Regions from separate parts of the Homo sapiens genome. Here region 2 is linked to region 1. A link is an interaction called in ENCODE POLR2A ChIA-PET data of the cell type or tissue named here. Cell type or tissue: GM12878. All regions are shown on one strand. Links, peaks and the distances in the headings refer to the core of each region. The heading gives the core; the rest is flanking DNA.

Region 1 (5,000 bases), core at 1-5,000:
TTGTGGATAAAGAATAGTAGACCTGTATCATCAACACCACTTCGTAGGTGAGGGAACAAGGCCCGGGATGTACCTATGACTTGCCCAAGGTCACAGTGCTAGAAAGAGCAGGCAGGTGGATTTGAACCCATGCATGCTGGCTCCAAAGGTAAGGGCATGTGAGCTACAGGTGCAGGAAACTGCAGATCTCAATTTGGAAATGGCCCTCTGGGTGCCACCAGCCTGGTCCTGAGCCCAGCCCACCTTCATGAAGCTGACATCCTCCGTCTTATCAAAGAGCAGCTGCAGGGAGCCCAGCAGCTTCTTGGCCTCCTGCATGCGCTCCCCGAGGTGCAGCGCCTGCGCTGCGTTCTCGCTGCAGAACTTGGCCTGGGCCTTGTCTAGGACCTCCACTGTCTGCCGCAGGTCCTCGTCCAGCAGCTGGTGCAGCTTCTCGTACTGCAGCCGAACTTCCTCCTTCAGTTGGTTCACTTTCTCCTGCGAGTACAGAGGGCAGGAGTGGGCAGGCAGGTAAGCACTGGAAACCTTTGGTTTCCCCCCCTCTTACCCTTCTCACATCCTAGAACCCTAAGTCACCAGGCTGCCCCAGGCTCCCAAGGGCAAGGTCTGACCTGCCAGTTCCCCACTGGTAGCACAGGGCTCTGGGCCAGCATCCCCTGGCACCAGTGGGCATCCACGGGCAGTTGATTGAATGACTGATGGAGTGGTTCTGGCATAGGGCTACACAATCAATCCTTAGTAAGGAACTCACCCAAAGCCCTGCGCTCAAGCCACCCCCACCCCGCAGCATGGCCTTGGGCTTAGCTACCTCCACCAGGCGCTTGTCTGACTCGAGTTTGTACAGCTGGTCCTCAATGTCCTGCTCTCGCTCCTCCAGCCGGTCCTGCTGCTTCATGAGCATCTTCTGCAGGGACATTTGGGTGGGAGTATCAGAGGGACTGTGGCTCCAACCCTGACCCATGCTTCCCTCTACACAACACATGCATCCTATGGATCCTTTGACCCGATGGCACCAAGCCTCTGCTACCCAGCCCCTTTGGCCCCCTCCAATCCCAGGGGCCTATTCCCAGCTCTCCCCAGAATAGCTTCCCATGCATATTTATTTATCTTATTATTTTTTTAGATGGATTCTCACTCTGTTGCCCAGGCTGGAGTGCAGTGGTGCGATCTCGGCTCACTGTAACCTCCGCCTCCCCGGTTCAAGTGATTCTCCTGTCTTAGCCTCCCGAGTAGCTGGGATTACAGGCGTGCGCCACAACGCCCAGCTAATTTTTTTGTAGTTTTAGTAGAGACGGGGTTTCACCATGTTGGCCAGGCTGGTCTCAAACTACTGACCTCAAATGATCTGCCCGCCTCGGCCTCCCAAAGTGCGGGGATTATGGGCGTGAGCCACCATGCCCAGCCCCCATGCATATTTAAACCCTGAGCTTTCTGAGGGCAGGGCTACACCAACCTCTGTTCTAAACACTTTTCCTGTACAGATTTATCTAATCATCCCAGTAATGTCATGAGATAAGTACTATCATTATTCTCATTTCACAGAAGAGGAAACTGAGGCCTAGAGAGGTTAAGTAATTTGTCCACAGTCACACAGCTTGTAAATAGCAGAGCTTGGGCACAAACACAGGTGATCTGGCAGCAGGGTCCGTTCTTACCCAGGCTGTGCTGCCTCTCCCTGGGGAGCATCCTCTAAGAGATGAGTACCCTAAGATGCAGGGGGTCAAATTCCCTTCCATAGCCACGTGAACCTCTGTCCCAGTCCAAAGATCTCACTTTACCCTCGCCTTACATTAGGGGGCATCAGGCCAGTCACCCCCTCCCTTGTTCTTAAGACTGAGAGCTAGGACTCTGGAGTCCTGGCTAGCTCCCTCAGCCCCCTCAGTGGGACCCAGGCAGAAAGGAGATTTGAGGTCTCCTAAGACCTGAGGCCAGGCTGCTGGAAGGTGCTGGACCAAAGTGCTCTTCTCAGCTCATAATCTCCTGTCCCCACAACCCCTTTCCTGCCAGTCACTCCATCTCTCCTGCCCTCCTCTCACCAGATATGCCTCTTTAGACAGGCTCTCTCCCCTGCTCAAAAACTCTCCGTGACTCCGTCCTATCAACTACTTTAGCATGGCAATGAAGGCTCTTTTACACCCTGACTCTTCCAGCCAGCTGGGCTGGTATCCTGTCCCCAGCCCTCCACACATGGAAACTCCCTGTAGCTCTAGGTACATTCTTCTGCAGCCCACAGTGCCTCCTCCCTCCCCTGTCTATTCTTCAAGGCCCAACTGAAGTCCCCACTCCTCTAGGAAACTTTCCATGACCCCTGCTCTGAGCCTGTGCAGGTCCCTCCCTGTCCTGGCTACGGGGTGGGGCTGTCCCATTCTGCCCTCCCTCTCAGGTTGTGCTGTCCAATATGGTAGCCACTAGTCATATGTGGCTATTTAAATCCAAGTTAACAAAAAATAAAAAATAAGGTCAGGTGCTGTGGCTCATGCCTGTAATCCCAGCACTTTGGGAGGCCGAGGCAGGCGGATCACCTGAGGTCGGGAGTTCGAGACCAGCCTAACATGGAGAAACCCCATCTCTCCTAAAAATACAAAATTAGCTGGGCAAGGTGGTGCATGCCTGTAATCGCAACTACTCAGGAGGCTGAGGCAGGAGAATCACTTGAACCCGGGAGACGAAGGCTGTAGCGAGCCAAGATCGCGCCATTGCACTCCAGCCTGGGCAACAAGAGCGAAAGTCTGTCTCAAAAAAAAAAAAAAAAGTTAAGTATCGGTTCCTCATGCACCAACCTCATTTCAAGTGCCCAGTACCTACGTATCACTAGTCTCAGATACTAAAGTTATAAAATGTTACCATCATGCAGAAGTTCTATTAGACAGCACTATTCTGGAGTCTTCTAATTGCCTCACAAACCATGGTCTCATCTCCCTACAAGACACAGGGCCTCTTAAGAATGGGGATTTGCTGCTGTCTTTCTCCACCTTCCTTCAGAGGCAGGCCACACAAAGGCCTGGGCGGCCTGAGATGCATAACAAATTCACTCAATAAGCCCATGGGTTCCATACACAAACTAAAATTTGCAAAGCAGCTCTGTGTAACCACAGACATTCACAGTAACTGTCATGCTGCAAGGAGTGGTTCTCTTTCTTCCTCTGTGGGGGCCTCAAAGTAACCCTCCAGTTCAACCCCATGACTCCCATCCCAGCCACTCCCAGCTGGCTCCCCGAAGACAAGCTGCCATCAATCCCTTCCTCACCCCGCCAGCCCATTTTACGTAGGGGCAAACCAAGGCCCACCACAGACTTCAGCCTGACCCTATTTTGTGTTGGAGGCTACTGTGGAAAAAACCAGAACCCTGGGAGCAGGAGGAAGTGTGGGGGTGAGGCTTTCACCTTATAAGCTGGGTGCAGGGGGCCCACACACAACTTAACCTTTCAGTGACCCAGGACAGGACCTCTAAAAGAATCAGGCCTGGGAGACCTTGCCCTGCCCCCAGAAGCACCAAGAGGCACAGGAATCTGCTGCCAGCCCAAGGGTCAGAGCCCGACAGCACACACAGCATGAGTGGGCAGGCGCAGGGGCACCTGGCACAAAGCTGCGCACGCACATGGGAATACCTTGCCACCTGAGCCCCGAGCCCGCCTCAGGTATGCTGGCGGGCACAGCCAGAGGTGCAAAGGCACTTGACCCAACCCCCTCACAGGGAAGGCTGGACCTCCTGGAGGCCCCAGACAATGGCAAGAGGCCTGGCACGATGGCGAGGTGGCCAGGACACTCTGGGAACATCAGGCCCACTGACCTCCCCTGGAACAATTGGCCCTCAAATTCTTGCCTGCTGGTTGCCCCAAGCCCACCCTCAGGAGGACAGGGCCCCCCAGGTGCTCTTCAGAGTCCAGGCTGATCCCTCCATCCAGTGCCCAGGACATCTGAAAGGCCCTGCTGGCCCCACACATCTCACACCACAGGCTTACTGCATGGCTGCTTCTCCACGACCAAACCCACCAGGAGCTGGTTCAGGGAGGATTCAGGTGAGTCCCAGGGGAGGGGTAGGAAAGAGGCAGCTCCAAGGTCCCAGCGCAGCTTCCTTGGGGACAGGAACTGAGCTGTCCACACCCACCCCGCAGGCTGGTGGGTGCCCCTTTGCCCCATCCCTTGCTGATGCCCAGGGAGTGACCCCTCAGGGCACAGCAGAGGGAGGGCCTTCCTGTCCAGTCCTGGGGGGGTGGGGCTCAGCCCCTTCCCTCTTCTTCCGGGCTTTCCTCAGCCTCCCCTGACAGCACTTCTACCCTGGGAGCCGGCAGGGTCTTCCCAAGCTTCTGTCTGTCCCAGGCAATCTGGGTGGGACACCAGCCCAGGCCACACAGTCCCTAGCAGGTGGGAGGGTTTCATTTCCCCCTCCTGCTGCTGAGGCCACTGGGCTCCTGTCTCTGCTGCAGGGGTTGGAGTGAGAGCAGGAAGAGGAAGGAGGCTGGCCAGGGGGTGCCAGCCAGGGAGGAGTCCGGGGGGCTGCACTGGTCTGGCCTGCTCTCCCTCAGGGCCAACTCCTGCTACAGACAGCGCCTGGGAGAACAGTGGGAGCTGCTGCCGCTTCAAGCCTGGGAAACTGGAAGGAAGATGGGAAATACCTGCCTGCCGTCCCCTTCACGACCCCACCCCAGTTCACCGAATGAGCAAATCAGGTTGCCAAGACACTGGAAAATGCTGGAAAACAGGGAGCAGAGGAAGCAAGGCCCAGACCCCCCACCACCAGCAGCCTCCTTTCCATCCCAACCCCCACCTGCCTCCCCAGGGAATGGCTAAGAGCCAAGGCCCCACTTCCCACCTGGGAAAAACCCATAGCTGAGATCCGACCAGATTTCCCAGCTCAGTTCAGAGCAAGTACTCTCTGCGCAGGCAGGTGGGCTGGAGGCACCTTACACATGCCACCGCCCCATCCCCCCACAGCAGTGCATGGCCTGGACTGCGTACACTGGAGCATGCAGGAGCAGAGCAGAGTGGAACGTGGCCTG
Region 2 (17,096 bases), core at 5,645-10,644, 370 kb after region 1:
CCATCCTGGCTAACACGGTGAAACCCCATCTCTACTAAAAATACAAAAAATTAGCCGGGCGTGGTGACAGGCGCCTGTAGTCCCATCTACTCAGGAGGCTGAGGCAGGAGAATGGCTTGAACCCAGGAGGCGAAGGTTGCAGTGAGCCAAGATTGCGCCACTGCACTCCAGCCTGGGCGACAGAGCAAGACTCTGTCTCAAAAAAAAAAAAAGAAAAAGAAAAAAAAGAAAATGGCAACCCTGTGCTGGGTACTTAGAATGAATGGACCCTGCAGGACTGGAAGTTGCTCTGGATAAGTCAGTGAGTGAATAGTGAGTGAATGTGAAGGCCTAGGACATTGCTGTATGCTGCTGCAAACTTTATAAACACTATGCTTAGGCTACATTAAATTTATTTTTAAAAAGATTTTTCTTTCTTCATTAATTAACCTTAGCTTACCATAATTTACCTTATAACTTTTAAATTTTTTTAAGCTTTTGGACTTTTATAATAATACTTAGCTTAAAACATACATACTACAGCCCGGGCATGGTGGCTCATGCCTGTAATTCCAGCACTTTGGGAGGCCGAGGCGGGTGGATCATGAGGTCAGGAGATCGAGACCATCCTGGCTAACACGGTGAAACCCCGTCTCTATTAAAAAATACAAATAATTAGCTGGGCGTGGTGGTGGGTGCCTGTAGTCCCAGCTACTCGGGAAGCTGAGGCAGGAGAATGGTGTGAACCCGGGAGGTTGAGCTTGCAGTGAGCAGAGATCACGCCACTGCACTCTAGCCTGGGCGACAGAGTGAGACTCCATCTCAAAAAAAAAAAAAAAAAAAAAAAACACAAAACATACTACAGCTGTACAAAATATTTTCTTATATCTTTATTATATAAGGTTTCTTCTATTTTTAAATTTTTTATTTTGTACTTTTTAAACTTTTTTGTTAAAAACTAAGCCACAAACACTCACATTGGCCTAGGCCTACAGAGTGTCAGGATCATCAATATCACTGGTTTCCACCTCCACAGCTTGTCCCACTGGAAGGTCTTCAGGGCAATAACACCCATGAAGCTGTCATCTCCTATGATAATAATGCTTTCTGGAATACCTCCTGAAAGACCTGTCTAAAGCTATTTTATAGTTAACTCTTTTTCTTGATTAGTAGAAAGAGTACATTCTAAAACAATGATATATAATATATGAAATAGATAAACTAGTAATGGTCATTTATTATCAAGTATTATATACTGTACATAATTTATGTGCTATGCTTTTATATGACTGGCAGCACAGGTTTGTTTACAACAGCATCACCACAAACACGAGTGATACGTTATACTATGACATTATGATGGCTACAACATCACTAAGTGATAGGAATTTTTTTACCTCCATTATAATCTTATGGGCCCACTATCATGTATGGGGTCCATTGTTAACCGAAATGTTGTTATGCAGCACCTGACTGTACACTGATGCATCTTCAGATAAATTAATATAGAGACACTGCAGTATATTTTAATGATTAAAATTTTAAAATGAAAATAGAAGAGGTTCTCTTGACATTCATGCAATATTAATCTATTTTTAAGAATGATTGAAAATTTAAAGAAATACGAAGATTTTGGAAACAGTAATTTGAAACTAAATGCCCAATAGAAACTTACATAACAAGTTTGAAGCAGAATTTATCTGAAAACTGACAACTGGACAACAGAAAGACAAAGGAAAATTATAAAGTCAGACTATCTCAAAATGCACAGAAGACTGTGTATATTTACCTCTTTAAAATATATTCTACAATATTGCTACATCAAAATTTTCATTAAAATTGTAATGACATTCATATGGAATAGAATCCCTCTGAAAGTATTTCCAAACTTGTGTGGGAAGACATCAAACTCCAAAAAATCTTAGGACTTTAGGGACTTTAGAGATCATTTGAGCCAGGCATAGTGGCTCATGCCTGCAATCCCAGCACTTTAGGAGACCAAGGTGAGAAGAAAACTTGAGGCAGGAGTTCAAGGCCAGCCTGGGCAGAACTGGCGAGAACCCCATCTCTAAAAATATGAAAAAATAAAGTAGCCGAGAATGGTGGCACACACCTGTAGCCCCAGCTATTGGAGAGGCTGAAGCAGAATTGCTTGAACCCAGGAGTTCAAGGCTGTAGTGAAGTATTGCACGATTGTGCAACTCACTCCAGCCTGGGCGTCACAGCAAGGCCCTGTCTTTAATTAACAAGTACATACATACATCATACTTGAGAGATCGTTTGGTCCAATTTTCTTATTTTTTTTATCATTAAATTTTTTTTTCTTTTCTGTTTGTTTGTCCCAGAGATTCCAGAATTTTCTTATTTTAGAGAAGAAAATGGAAAGGCCAAAGAGAATACTAGAAACTAGGACCTTAGAAAAAGTTCTAGGGGCCGGGCATGGTGGCTCATGCCTGTAATCCCAGCACTTTGGGAGGCCGAGGCGGGCAGATCACGAGGTCAAGAGATCGAGACCATCCTGGCTAACACAGTGAAACCCCGTCTCTACTAAAAATACAAAAAATTAGCTGGGCGTGGTGGTGGGCGCCTGTAGTCCCAGCTACTCAGGAGGCTGGGGCAGGAGAATGGCATGAACCCGAGAGGTGGAGCTTGCAGTGAGCTGAGATTGTGCCACTGCACTCCAGCCTGGGCGACACAGCGAGACTCCCTCTCAAAAAAAAAAAAAAAAAGAAAAGTTCTAGGGGTTTGGGTCCCTCTGCAGAAAGCCCAGTTAGAATGACTGGACACAGCAGCCTATGATAAAGGTAAAAGAGAACCTTTGTCAATGGTAAGGAGAATGACAGATGCTGGGTAACTAGCTCCCCATCCATCTGTCCAAGGCATGGTGCCACGGCAAAGGGATACAGGCAAGGCCTTTCGCTGTTCAGAATTCCACTTCTTACTTAGGAAGCCAAATATCAAGTCTCCACTCCCACGCTTTCCATTTGGTCACCTCAGTCTAACAGAAATGAGAAAACAAGAGTAAGAGCTGACCAATATCAGCACTTTCCACCTTTCTGAGAGCTGGAAACAGTAACATTTCCTCTAAAAGTCCTGATGCCTTTTCTCCACAGCCAACCAGTAAAAAGTCTGGGGAAGACAATAAAAGTGACCTAATTCCTATTTCAAAGTACAAAGCTAAACCTTAGGGTATTTATAGGCCTGGTGTCAGCCTTGTCCTCAACTCCCCTCCTATCATGGACAGCCTGCTCTCCACACACACTGCTCCCATGCCAAAAGTTCAGCCAGGACCTCTCGTTTCTACACTTCAAATGCAAATAAACTAGTTGATGCACTTCTCTGTAAGGATAAAAAAATACCACTACCTATTTAGGTTTGAAATAGCCCATAGTCTCAGACCAGTCTGGGTATTATTTAAAACAAACAAACAAACAAACAAACAAACAAAGCAGTGAATAGCTCATAGTAATAGAAAGAAAAAAAAAGAGACTTGGCAATAAAAAACACACTATCCAGCTATGAAAGAACCTGATACATGTAATACAAATCCGAAAGGTTCCTATCCAACTTCTGTCCAATAAGTGGCCAAGAGATAAGAACAGATAATTCAATAGGAAAAACCCCAAACAGTAAAACACTTGAGAAAATGCTAGTAATTAAAGAAATGTGAAACAAATTATAAAAGCATCACTTTGTCAATTAAATTAGCAAAATTAAAGAGAAGTTAGAAAACTCAATATAGGATGCAGCATAGCTACAAAACCCACTCTACTTATGGGACTATTACTTCGAGAAAATAATTTAAAAGAAAAGCAGGCTGGGTGTGGTGGCTCACGCCTGTAATCCCAACACTTTGGGAGGCTCAGGCAGGTGGATTGCTTTAGCCCAGGAGTTTGAGACTAGCCTGGGAAACATGGCAAAAACCCATCTCTACAAAATATTAATATATAGAAATTAGCCAGGAGTGGAGGCACACACCTGTAGTCCCAGCTACTCAGGGAGGCTGAGATGGAGGATCACCTAAGCCCAGGCAGTCAAGGCTGCAGTGAGCTGTGATCACACTATTGCACTCCAGCCTGGGCGACAGAGACCCTGTCTGAAAATTTAAATTAAATTAAAAATTAAAAATATAAAAAAGAAAAAGAAAAACTGTTATCAACACAGAGATAAGGTTCTACTACATATAATGAATCAAAATTTAAAAAGGATAGTTAATCTATGGCATTCTGGTTCAATGTATTTTTATAATGTCATTAAAGATGATAAATATATTAGGTAAATGCATGGAAAATTCTGTATGAAATAATGCTAAGAACTTCTGGCCCCACTGAAGAGTATCCTCAGCCAATTTCAGCAAGGTTCTATAGTGCCTATAAAAATATACTTTAAAAAATGATACTAAATGAATAAGAGGAAAAAATAATAATAAGGCATACTGATTAAACTATTAAATTATGTTTACATAATGATAAGGGTTAGAGAAGGTAAACAGTGATTTTTGTGTTTTTGTTGAGAAAGGGTCTTACTCTGTTGCCCAGGCTGGAAAGTGGCATGATTATGGCTCACTTGAAGTCTTGACCTCCTGGGCTCAAGCAATCCTCCTGTCACAGCCTCCTGAGTAGCTGGGACTACAGGCACTTGCCACCACGCCCAGCTAATTAAAATTTTTTTTTGTACAGACGGGGTCCCACTATGTTGCCCAGGCTGGTCTTGAGCTCCTGTGCTCAAGCAATCCTCCCGCCTAGGCCTCTCTCAAAGTGCTGGAATTACAGGCATGAGCCACCACACCTGGCCTAAATAGTGATTTTATGGCACAAAGGTTTTTGTTCTTGTTTGCCTGCTTTGTTACTTTTATAGTCTTCTATAGAATCAGTTAAACACAATTTTGGAACCTCTCTGATTCTATAAAACCTACATCAAAAAAACACCCAAAGGATTTTCCCAGTTATGAATTGTCTACTACGCCAGTAAATGACAACAGGAATATGAGGCCAGGGTTTATTTACAGCCTTAGGCTATTTCCTAGGAAGCCAAAGATGCTCTGGAATTTTTGTTTGTTTTGAGATAGGGTCTCACTATGTTGCTCAGGCTAGTCTCAAACACCTGGGCTCAAATGATCCTCTTGCCTTAGCCTCCCAAGTAGCTGGGATTACAGGCGCATGCCACCATGTCTGGCTTCCAGAATTTTTGAAAAAGTAAACTGATTCTCCATTGTAACAACCTCACCCCTGTTCTCTGCCCCACACTTCCACCCACCTCCTGTCACCAAGAGCTGAATAAGTATATTCTCACAAGGATTTCTATTATCAGGTATAGAGTAAGGTATGTACCAAGGAGGGAAAGACATCAATGAAACTGCATAGCTGGAATGATTACCAAACACAGAGGCAAGACAGTGTCCCTGGTTAGCTTTAGGGTCTGCCTGTGCAGTCCTCATCACTGTGGCTATCGACTTGCTTGTCCTAGAAAGGTGAAGAATAGTAAATAACTCCTAAGGCTTTTTTTTTTTTTTTTCTGAGACAGAGTCTTTGCTCTGTCACCCAGACTGGAGTGCAGTGGCATGATCTTGGCTCACTGTAACCTCTGCTTCCTGGGTTCAAGTGATTCTCATGCCTCAGCCTTCCAAGTAGCTGGGATTACAAACGTGTGCCACCACACCCAGATAATTTTTTTGTATTTTCAGTTGAGATGGGGTTTCACTGTGTTAGCCAGGCTGGTCTCAAACTCCTGGCCACAAGTAATCCGCCCGCCTCAGCGTTCCAAAATGCTGCAATTACAGGCGTGAGCCACCACATGCGGCCAACTCCTAAGGCTCTTATCTGACTGGTATACAAAGGACCAGATGAATCTATCTAGTGACAAGTAATTTCGTTTTTTTTTTTTGTTTTTTTTTTTTTCCTTTGAGACGGAGTCTCGCTCTGTCGCCCAGGCCGGACTGCGGACTGCAGTGGCGCAATCTCGGCTCACTGCAAGCTCCGCTTCCCGGGTTCACGCCATTCTCCTGCCTCAGCCTCTCGAGTAGCTGGGACTACAGGCGCCCGCCACCGCGCCCGGCTAATTTTTTGTATTTTTAGTAGAGACGGGGTTTCACCTTGTTAGCCAGGATGGTCTCGATCTCCTGACCTCATGATCCGCCCGCCTCGGCCTCCCAAAGTGCTGGGATTACAGGCGTGAGCCACCGCGCCCGGCCGTAATTTCGTTTTTAAATCACTCCCGAGCATTAGGTCTTTATCTCCATTTTGGAGATCCTGGATAGAATCCAAAAAGAGCTCATATCATTATATCATTATATATCTCAGTCTGAAAAAAACATGGTAACACTGTAACTCTAGTCAGTCTAGTTCATTTGCACCAAATTTTAGAGGATCAGTAGTAAATAGGTGGAGAAACCACAAAGGATTATCTGAATCCAGTTGAAGTGCTCTCATGAGCAGAAGCCTCCTTTGACCAGCTGCCATGGATGTCCCAGCAAAACGGGTAGAGGAGGTAGATCGATCATGCTTACTGGCTTGCTTTAGAAAAACGGAAAGTTTTTACTAGCGCTTATGGCTGAGACAGCAAAGGAAGAGAAAGAGATATTTGCCATATACATATTGGACAATTTCAGAGACATAAAGGTTTGGGAGAAGACAGGGAGACAGGGCTGACTGGGGAGAACAAAATTTTTCAAATTAAAAAAATCAATCTTGAAGTCCCAGTGAACATCTAAAAATTTCCATTTAACTTCCTGCAAGGCCAGCCTCCAAGATGACTCCCAGTGATGTCCCCAGTGATTACATCTTTATGTATTTAGGTTGGTCTATGTGACTAATATAATATAGCAGGAGTGATGGTTACTCCTGAGGTTTACTTCTGAGGTTGGGTCAGAAAACAAAGTGTGGCTTCTGCTCTCTCTCAGATCATTCACCTATGGAGAATCTAGTTTCCATGCTGTGAGCAGTCCTATTGAGAGGCCCACATTGTGAGGAACTGAGGCCTCTGGCCAACAACCACATGAATGAACTTGGAAATGGATCTTCCAGCCCACCCCTTCAAATGACTGCTGCCCTGGCTGACATCTTGAGAGACCCTAAGCCAGAACCACTAGCTAAGCAGCTCCCAGATTCCTGACCCTTAGAAATTGTGTGAAATAGACCAGGTGCAGTGGCTCATGCCTGTAATCCCAGCACTTTGGGAGGCCAAGGTGGGAGGATCACTTGAGCCCAGGAGTTTGAGACTAGCCTGGGAAACACAGTGAGACCTCATCTCAAAAAAAAAAAAAAAAAAAAAAAAAAAGAAAATAAAATAAAAGAAACTGTGTGAAATTTTTTTTGTTTTTTAATTTTAAGCTGCCACATTTTGGGGGGTAATTTGCTACCCAGCAATAGATGGGTAGGAGAGGTAATTTGTTGGGGTAATTTGTTACCCAGCAATCGATAACATAATAACATAACATCAAACTAAGCAAGTTTGATGGGGAAATGTACCATTTGATATCATTATTTCATCTACTGGTTGAGAAAGAATCATCTGCAAATTAAAAGTGGTTATTGCCTATGATACCATTAAAAGCTAAATATGCCTAAAGAAGGGGCTCCACTGGAGGGAATGAATTGTCCTTCTCTTCCAACACTAATCTAAGGCTTGTCACAGCCAAAAAGGCCCCATCAGAAGAGTCCAACACAGTCCCCTCCCAGTAATTATATTACATATCCTACAGCCATAAATGGGGGTTAGTTAAGGGTAGGTTTCACATACAAGGCAGCCACTGTAAGGGTGTCGTCTCACATCAGAGCAGTCAAGGGGTTAAAGTTGAGGCAGCAAATTTATCCCCAGAGATATATGTCTAGCACAAAGCTGAGATTCACAAGATTCTCCCTGAGTTTTCCTTACCTCTAAATGCTGGAATAACTGATGCTCACTGAATTCCGATATTTGTATGAATAAAAATGAAGGGATTTAGCAAATCTTGTTCCTGCACACAGTTGTCAAAAAAAATCTGACCTTTACAACAGGAAAAAGAGGGGGGATTTAAAGATTTAAAGAAGAGGCAGTGACTGTCTGATGTATAACAAACCTTTGAAAAATTATGAAGCAGTGAAAATCCCCTACAGGTCCCAACAAAATGTGTCCAATTTGCATTCCAGCAAAGCTTTCCATACATACCATTTGGCTCCTGTGTGTACTTCCAGGCAAATAAATCCCGAGGAATAATCCCACTGGGACCTAAGTCTGATCTCTGATATATTACTGCTACACAGCTCCAGACCAGGCTCCACAAACTGCCTTTTTGGTTCCAAATAACTAAATCAAAGTCATCCTGATAAGCTTTGAAAACAGGGAATGCGAGGAGTGGTTTAATGAATGTTACAACTCAACCTATTATAGACCACAGTACATTAGGAGAAGAGAAAGAAAGACAGAAAAAAAAAAAAAAAAAAAAAAACCCTTATGCTTTTACATCCCCAAATCTCTCAAGGCCAAATCCAGACATACCTGTCATTCACCACACCTCACTATAAAGCCTTGTTCAAAGCCTGACTTTGATCAAATGGTTAGGATGAATTTGCAAACCCAACAACACTGTGTATTGTGGTGGGGAAAGGAGGAAGGTAAGTAGAGGCTACAATTTTGTTTACTTTGAAAACAGGTTCAACCTTTTTTTTTAAAGCAACCAATGGCAGCAATAAACACTAAAATGTATTCTGATTTATAATATTTCAAGGAGATACAGCAAACACATTAAATAGCAAAATAATTTTTTTCTAAAAGTTAGAAAAACCTACCACTCAACATATAAACTGGAGAAAACAGTCAAAGAAAAAAAAAGAAGGAAAGCTACAATTCTAGAAAAAACGGAGAGAGCTAGAAGTTCCAGCGTCCTAGATTTCTGTACCAGTTTTCTCCTTTCACAAGAAGAAACTAATTTTCACCTTTCACAAGAAGAAAATAATTTTCACAAAAGAAAAACAAACTAAAACATTAATCACAGTGACTATTAGACAAATCACAAAATATATAGATGCAAGAAGTAGAAACTGAGAGACTAAAAAAGAGAGGGGTAAGAAGAGAACACTTAGGAACTCAACAGTTTGATGTAGAAGACATCAAAATAAGAAACCACCCAGCCACACAGTAAGGAGATGGGAACATTAGAGTTTTAATATCTGTACATAGTATCATTGTAAGTAGTGGCGAAGTAACATCCAAATTCAGTTTATATAGCACCTTAAAAAGAGCCAGTCATTTATCAGGAATTAGAGTTAACTCCCTCCCCAGAAGGTTATTCTGTGAGCAGGAAGATAAGCTGGTAATGTGTAAGCAAACTGAGCTACCTGTATAGTCAGCAAGACCTAGCCTATTGCCTGGTCCAGGATTCTGATGGCAAATGAAACCAGAAATACCATCATCTACTTTCAAGACCCAAAGTGTAACTGACACTCTTCTTTTGGCAAGTCAGAATTCGACCCTGTCTAGGCAACCTGTAAAATCTGTAAAATCTGTGTTCGCTGTTTATTGGAAATTTTGGAAGAAAGTAATCCTTTAGTATAAAAGCTAAAATCTCAATACCTTATTTGGCCCAGAAGAGCCATCCAGTTATTTCAGGAGAGAAGCATGTCAGAAGATCCATAAGACCTGAAAGGAGCTTTATCATCAAAGTCCTATCCAGTCTCAAAAGCTTTTGAAGCTATATAAAACAAAACAAACACAAATAACAAGTGTTGGTAAGGATGCGGAAAAACTGGAACCCTCATGCATTCTTGGTGGGAATGTAGTATGGTTCAGCTGCTATAGAAAACTGTTTGGCAGTTACTCAAAAAGTTAAACATAGAATTACCATACAACCCAGCAATTCCAGTCCTAGGTATATATCCAAAGGAATTGAAAACAGATACTCAAATACATGTATACACATGTCCCTAGCAGCACTATTCATAATTGCCAAAAGGAAGAAATGGTCCAAATGTCCATCAACGAATGAATGGATGAACAAATTGTGGTATACACACACAATGGAATATTATTCAATCCTAAAAAGAATTGAAGTGCTGATTCATGTTACAGCATGGATGACCCTCAAAAACATTATGCTAAGAGAAAGAAGCCAGACATAAAAGGACACATATTATATGATTCCATTTATATGAAATATCCAGAATAGGTAAATTTACAGAGACAGAATGCAGATGGATGGCTACCAGGGGCTGGAGGGGAAGGGAAAGTGTGGAGCAACTGCTTAATGGGTACAGGATTTCCTTTTGGGGCGATGAAAATGTTTTGGAATTAGATAGGGTACATTGTGAATGTACTAAATGCCACTATATTGTTTCACTTTAAAATGGTTAATTTTATGTTATATGCATTTCACTTCAGTTTTTTAAAAAAGCTCTTGAAAATACAAGTAAAGATCCTCTTATCTCTAATTTGACTTTATTTTTCTAAAGTGCTTTAACAGGATATGAGCTTCCCTTCTAAGAAACCATGAACAATTTCCAGTTAAAGCCTGTCGTGTCTCCTCTATAGTTTTTGTAGAGACAAGCAGGTACCTCAGTCCATAGTGCAAAGGGTCACTTGGGATTCTTGCAAAAAGTGAAACTTACCTAGTTGCTTTCCACTCACCAAAACTGGTTGCAGAAATGTCAGTGGACGTCTATGTCTGTATTCCCACTGGAGGCTCACTGAACCTAAGCTTCTTTAGCAGCTAAAAAGTCTCCCCTCCTTGGAGACTTAACATCTATTGAGACTTCACAAAGATTTCACATTATACAAGACCACAGTAAGAAATTTCCTCCTCTTCCACCACAGCTCAATTCGGAGTTCTTTGGAAACACAGGTACTTCACTGTCTCCTGTTTTGCATTCTGAATAAGAGATCCTCCCACGTTTTTCCCCTACCTACAGGTTAAAACTTGCCAACAGACAAGACTTACTGGTAGAAGCACTTTGAATAGTCATTCTTCATATTGTCACTTTGTCTTTCATATTTCTCTTTCAAATTGTTGAGGCAAAAGCATTTTCAGAGTATGAGGTCTATCCTCTAGTATTCAATACCTGTTACATCTTTGCTGTCATCAACAACCTCCCAGCCTCCTAGCAGAAGGCCTCAGTCACCCAAGCCCTTAAAGACTCCTATAATTGGTGGTTTATACTTTCTCCCCTGTCCTAATCCCACTTCATCATGCCATGAAGATACACAATATTTGCAAATTTTCTAAAGCTCTTTCTCATTGTTTTGCTCATTGCTATTTCCACAGCTTCCTTTTGGAGATAAAGCCAGGCCCTTCCTGGCCTCAAGAATTTACCTGTGCCTGGACACAACTAGAAGAGGGCAATAGTCACCAGAGGGTCCAAACACAGCTTCTATGCTCATAGCTACATATAATAAAAGCATAAACGGAGAATGATCCCCTTTCCCATTAATTAAAATGGCTCTACTAACAAGTGGTTGTTAAGGGTATCAATAAACTGCCTACCCTCTGTCATCTTAGGTTGAAGTACTTTAAAAGTTACCTTTTAGGATCCAGGTACTATCTTCACTACTACTTCTCTGGGCAAGATGAGTGACTCCTTACCTTAAGATCTGATGGTTTGTACCTCAATAGTTTCCACCTCCTTGTGATAATCTTTTAATAGTATCTAGGATCATTAGTAACCCGCTACTTTACCTCCTCTCACCTCTCCCCTTTACTCATCCCTCCGGACAGAGCATTCAGAGTCAGTTAAGTGCCATGTCTTATTGAATTTTTAAATTTTTCTACTATCTCTTAGCACTGCAGTTCTGTGAATCTCCTTACTCCAAGCCAGAACTTCAGCCTACCCAATTAGAGACTGGAATTTAAAAACTCATGTTCCTATTCCCAGATAGTTAACACCACACGTGCTGGAAATAGGCTAGTTGGGTTAGTGTTCATGCTATACTCTCAGCAGACTTTCCTACTGAACCTGGTATCCAACAACAGGGACCAGTAAGCAGCCTGAAGTCTGTTGCCAGGGAACAAGGCTAACTCAGGATTTTCTGCCATCAGTTCCTTTGGTAGACATAGCAGAATCAAAGAGAAAGGGGTTTTCCCAAAATAATTGTGATTAAAATAATAATGTTAATTTGTCTCCAGCAAGACAGAAGAGTCCAGGAACAAGCTAGACTCACCTCTGTCTCTTGTTCCTCTTCAGTAAATGGCCCACCTGAAGGTTAGCTGTAAGTCTGCCCTTATTCACGTGAAAAGCAAATAAATAACCTCATCGCCTTTTTCCAAATCATAATCACACTTTAAAAGAAGCTTTTACTGTATAACCTTGAAAATGTTACTTAATTTTTCTGGAACCTGAGTTTTATCTGTAAAAGGGGAATATTAATAAAGGCACAGTCTATCTTGTGAGTTTTTGTGAAACTTGAAAAGAATACAGGCGGCCGGGCGCGGTGGCTCACACCTGTAATCCCAGCACTTTGAGAGGCCGAGGCGGGTGGATCACAAGATCAGGAGATTGAGACCATCCTGGCTAACACGGTGAAACCCCATCTCTACTAAAAAATACAAAAAAAAAAAAAATTAGCCGGGTGTGGTGGTGGGCGCCTGTAGTCCCAGCTACTCAGGAGGCTGAGGCAGGAGAATGGCAGGAACCTGGGAGGCGGAGCTTGCAGTGAGCCAAGATCGCGCCACTGCACTCCAGCCTGGGCGACAGAGCGAGACTCTGTCTCAAAAAAAAAAAAAAGAAAAGAAAGAAAAAAGAAAAGAAAAAGAATACAGGCAAACTGTTACAGCCAAGTGGAACCTAACAAGATGTGATGACTAAATGTAATGTGGTATCCTAGATGGAATCCTTGAACAGAAAAAGGCCATTAAGTAAAAACCTAATGAAATCTGAATAAAGTATGGACTTTAATTAATGATGAATCAATATTTGTTCATTAATTGTGACAAATGTGTCATATTAATGTAAGATGTTAATAACAGGGGAAACTGGGCATTGGATAGATGAGAACTTCTTTACAACTCTTCTATAAATATGTTTATAGAAATAATCTATTATAGATTATGTATGAGTCTAAGTTATAATATAACAATTTATATAAATATAATTTATAGATAATTTATAAAAATATAATTTATAGATTATAATTTATGTGCTTTATAGATTCTAAAATTGAAAGGCTATAATGAAAAACCACTTTATAAATTATAAAGTTCTAGTCAATTGTAAAATATCACATAATTTAGTAGATTTAGTATTTTATGCAGATTGTTGGTAAGGTAGGTAGCTATCTTAAGTAGCTCAGATAACAGAGATCACTTGAAGAGTTAAGTGCTGGTGTGGAAGAGTCTAGCCCCCAGAAATATCCCAGCTGTTTCCTGCCAGCTGGTGCCTCATGTCTGACTTGCAATAGAGTTGATTTTCTTTACGTAATTATTTTTGCCTCTCAACCCGTCTATTTCACTAAAAGAACAGTAACTTTTTAAAAAGAGGCTTTAAGCAGATAGGTGCTTTAATTTAAAACTTCAAAAAGTGAAACTTAAGGCATGGGTACGATAATTTATTAGGTCCATTTCCTAACTGGCTGAAACAGATCTGATCTCTACTCCCAACTTCAAATGTAGAAACATGCAGACATCCAGAGATAGAATTCAGCAAGTGTACCCATCCCCTGCCAACTCCTGCTCTGCCCTGGGAAAAAAAAGAAAAAGAAGAAAGCAAAAGTCCCAGAAGTGCAGGAAATTGTTTCTCAGACGAAAGACAACACTTCCTTTCCCAGAACAATCCATCTCCCACACTGACATCCTGCTCCTGCTATATTTACCCAACCCAAATCTGCCGATGATATACTTCCAGCTGCACTCCTGCCACATGGTCCTGTCACTCAACTGGAGCACTCAGAGGGGAATCTGTCCAGAGGGCAGAGCCTGGAAATCACTACACACTAATCCATGCTTCCTCTATTGCTAGCCTTCAGAGTAAAGTGAGACAAAATATGGACAGTATTACTCCCTGTTTATTTTGGAAGTGACTGGGGAGACAAGAGGTACTTCATTTTATATAGTTGCTAATTTTGACTGCTCTCATGGTAGCCAGCAGAGGAACCTGAACAACGAAGAGATTGAAATGGGAGGTTAAAAATAACTCTGTTAATGCTAGCAAGCCAAAAAACATCACTTAATAGCCTCTTCCTACCCAACCCACTAGGATCAGGCTATCAAGTCACATTACAGGGTAAAACCTTCAGTTCCATGTAAACAGATCCAAGGAGTCAAGGATGGGACAATTTCATTCACCCCATCTCATCCTATCTCATAGAACATTCTACTGAAAGGGGAAAACCCACACACTGGACTGGGTAAAGGTAAATGTTAGAGCTGACTCCCATTTTCCTATTTTAGGAGTTCTGTATTCTCTGTCCTTCTCTCCTACCCTTGCCTCCCCATCCCCAAGTTCTTTGCTTCTGCCCCTTTCCTCTTTCTGACTCTCTAGTTGTTTTCTTTTGTCTCTACTTATTTCTCTCTCTCTCTCTCTCTCTCTTTTTTTTTAAGACAGGGACTCCTCTGTCACCCAGGCTAGAGTGCAGTGGTGCCATTATTACTCACTGCAGCCTTGATTTCTGGGGTTCAAGAGATCCTCCTGTCTTAGCCTCTCAAGTAGCTGGGACTACTGGTGTGTGCCACCATGCCTGGCTAATTAAAACAAAAAAAAATTTAGTAGAGATGAGGTCTCACTAGTTACTCAGGCTGGTTTCAAACTCCTGAGCTCAAGCAATCCTCTTGCGTCGCCCTCCCAAAGTGCTGGTCATTACAGGCGTAAGCCACTTTTTTTGAGGGCAAGGTTCCCTCGAAGAAACAACTGATAGCTGATAAGGCATTCATTAGTAATGGTCATAATTATCATATCATTAGCCTATTCTCCGTAGTAATAACAATAAAAAACCTGAGTCTCAAGAAGCAATACTTCTTTTTCTCTCTGCTTTTGGAGGCTCAGTCATGCATCCTAATCATGCTTCAAAGGAATGAAAGGAAAGGCACAAGGAAAAAATACAGAAAAATAAGAGGGAAGGAAAGAAAAAAATGATAGAAAAGGAGAATAGGAAAACGTTTCTCCTAACCTTTTCTCTCTTAAAGCTCCTGGACAATGGGCATTTCCAAACTTTATGGATTTTGTTAAAGCTTAAGTGGAAGTGCTTAATAAGATGAATCAAGCTATTAAAATAGATTTGAGAACAAAAGCTGAAATATAATGATGAATTCATAGCAAATCCCACTTATTAAAAGAGGGAGTAAATTTTAAAAAAAGAATCCACTTCACATGGCTGTTGTCAGTCTGGCTTAGAGAAAAAGCACTTATGCTGTTGGTTGAGTGGAGAACAAATTCCACTGGGTGATGTGGCCATTCTAGGAAATTACCAAGTTCCAAGTCAAGCCTCATTGAGCCAAACCTTTTTCCAATTTTCAAACTCTTTTTAGTTATTAGATTTAGACATAAAAAAATATAGATCTTTAGGGTATGCAATTGTGTTTCTTATAGGAAGAGAAACAAACAGAAGCAAGCTAGAAAGACAGTTTGTGTCCACCTAAGAACAAGTATTTTAAGCAACCACTCAAATTTCACCATAACTGCAACCAGAAATTGGTTCAGGCAAGAATTATCAATGTATGTTAGGTATTAGAGGGAAAGTTTAAAGAGGAGTATGATCTTCAAATGTTTCCCTACAGATTGCTTATTAGTTGCAAGGGGAAATAACATCTACACAGTAAATAAATCAGATTAACACTTGACCAGATGATCAAAATTAGTATCACCAATGAACAGCACCTGCAGTTGTGATACCCTGAGAAGGACCCTATATCAGTAGTGGTATATATTACAGATTCACGATAGACACACACCACCTGAATCTAACCATAAGAAAACATCAGACAAACCCAAAATGAGAAATATTCTTGAAAGAAATAAATAAATTAGGGAGACTATAGTTAACAATAATTTGCTGTATATTTCCAAATAGCTATAAGAGAAGATTTGAAATGCTCCCAACACAAAGAAACGACAAATGTTTGAGGTGATAGATATCCTAAATACAATCATTACACATTGTACTCATGTATCAAAATATCACATGTAACCAATACATAAGTATAATTATTATGGATCAATTTTTTAAAAAGAAAGAACACAGACATGAACTGGTCTGTAGTTATAAAAAATGTCAATGTCAGCTGGCTGTGGTGGCTCATGCCTGTAATTCCATCACTTTGGAAGACCAAGGCAGGAGGACCAGTTGAGGCTGGGAGTTCTAGGCTGCAGTAAGCTACGATCCCACCACCAGACTCTGTAAACAGTTATGGAGTTACAGATAACTCCATAACTCTAAAAAAAAAAAAAAGTGTTTTTGTTTAATGTTTTTTTGTTTGTTTTCTTAATCACCCAGGCTGGAGTGCAGTGGCATGATCATAGCTCACCGCAGCCTCCAAATCCTGGGCTCAAGCAGTCCTCCCACCTCAGCCTCCTGTGTAGCTGGGTCTACAGGCACACGCCACCATGCCCAGCTAATTTTTTTTATTTTTTGAAGCAATGAGTTCTCACTATGTTGCCAAAGCTGGTCTCAAACTCCTGGCCTCAAGCAACCCTCCTGCCTTGGCCTCCCAAAACGCTAGAATTACAGGCATAAACCACTGGCTGAAAAAATTTTAAAAAAATGTTTTTAATGCTAATGTCATGAAGCATAAAGAGAAGCTAAAGAACGGTCCCAGATTAAAGGAGACTAAAGAAACATGACAACTAATGTAATTTGTGATCCTTGGCTGAAGGGGAAAAAAAAAACAAATAATAAAAGTTTATTGACAAAATTGGAATATGAATAGTAAATTATTGTATCAATGCTAAATTTCTTGAATTTGATAACTATACTTAAATTAGTAAGAGAATATCCTTGTTCTTAGGAAATATGCACTGAAGTATTAAGGGATAAAAGATCATGATAGGCTGGGTGCGGTGGCTCACGCCTGTAATCCTAGCACTTTGGGAGGCCGAGGTGGGCGGATCACCTGTGGTCATGAGTTCGAGACCAGCCTGGCCATCATGGCGAAACCCTGTCTCTACTAAAAATACAAAAATTAGCTGGGCGTGGTGGCGGGCGCCTGTAATCCTAGCTACTCA

Evidence for each region. Peaks named below come from ENCODE experiments on the same cell type or tissue, not always from the same donor. Only the 100,000 strongest peaks of a DNase experiment are listed, where the experiment ranks them.
Region 2: POLR2A ChIA-PET joins it to region 1 with 9 read pairs; 3 of 35 experiments call an interaction of 5 or more read pairs at or near these places.

What each region holds. Positions count from the first base shown.
Region 1 is chr10:102,650,557-102,655,556 of GRCh38, reverse strand. It overlaps TRIM8 (tripartite motif containing 8), which reads right to left. Exons shown (of 6, transcript NM_030912.3): 2 at 809-904; 3 at 244-477. LOC105378460 (a long non-coding RNA gene) reads left to right here and starts at 426. Exons shown (of 3, transcript XR_007062272.1): 1 at 426-510; 2 at 3,430-4,019; 3 at 4,428-5,000. RefSeq lists an enhancer at 2,394-2,443. In GM12878, for the core only: no CTCF peak of the experiment used is centred there; a DNase peak (open chromatin) is centred at 2,916; H3K4me3 peaks cover 2,670 bases; H3K27ac peaks cover 3,593 bases.
Region 2 is chr10:102,277,503-102,294,598 of GRCh38, reverse strand. All of the region lies in intron 3 of GBF1 (golgi brefeldin A resistant guanine nucleotide exchange factor 1), which reads right to left. Among named protein-coding and RNA genes, the nearest start is that of GBF1, 41 kb to the right of the region's middle. RefSeq lists a silencer at 2,873-3,167. In GM12878, for the core only: no CTCF peak of the experiment used is centred there; no DNase peak of the experiment used is centred there; H3K27ac peaks cover 863 bases.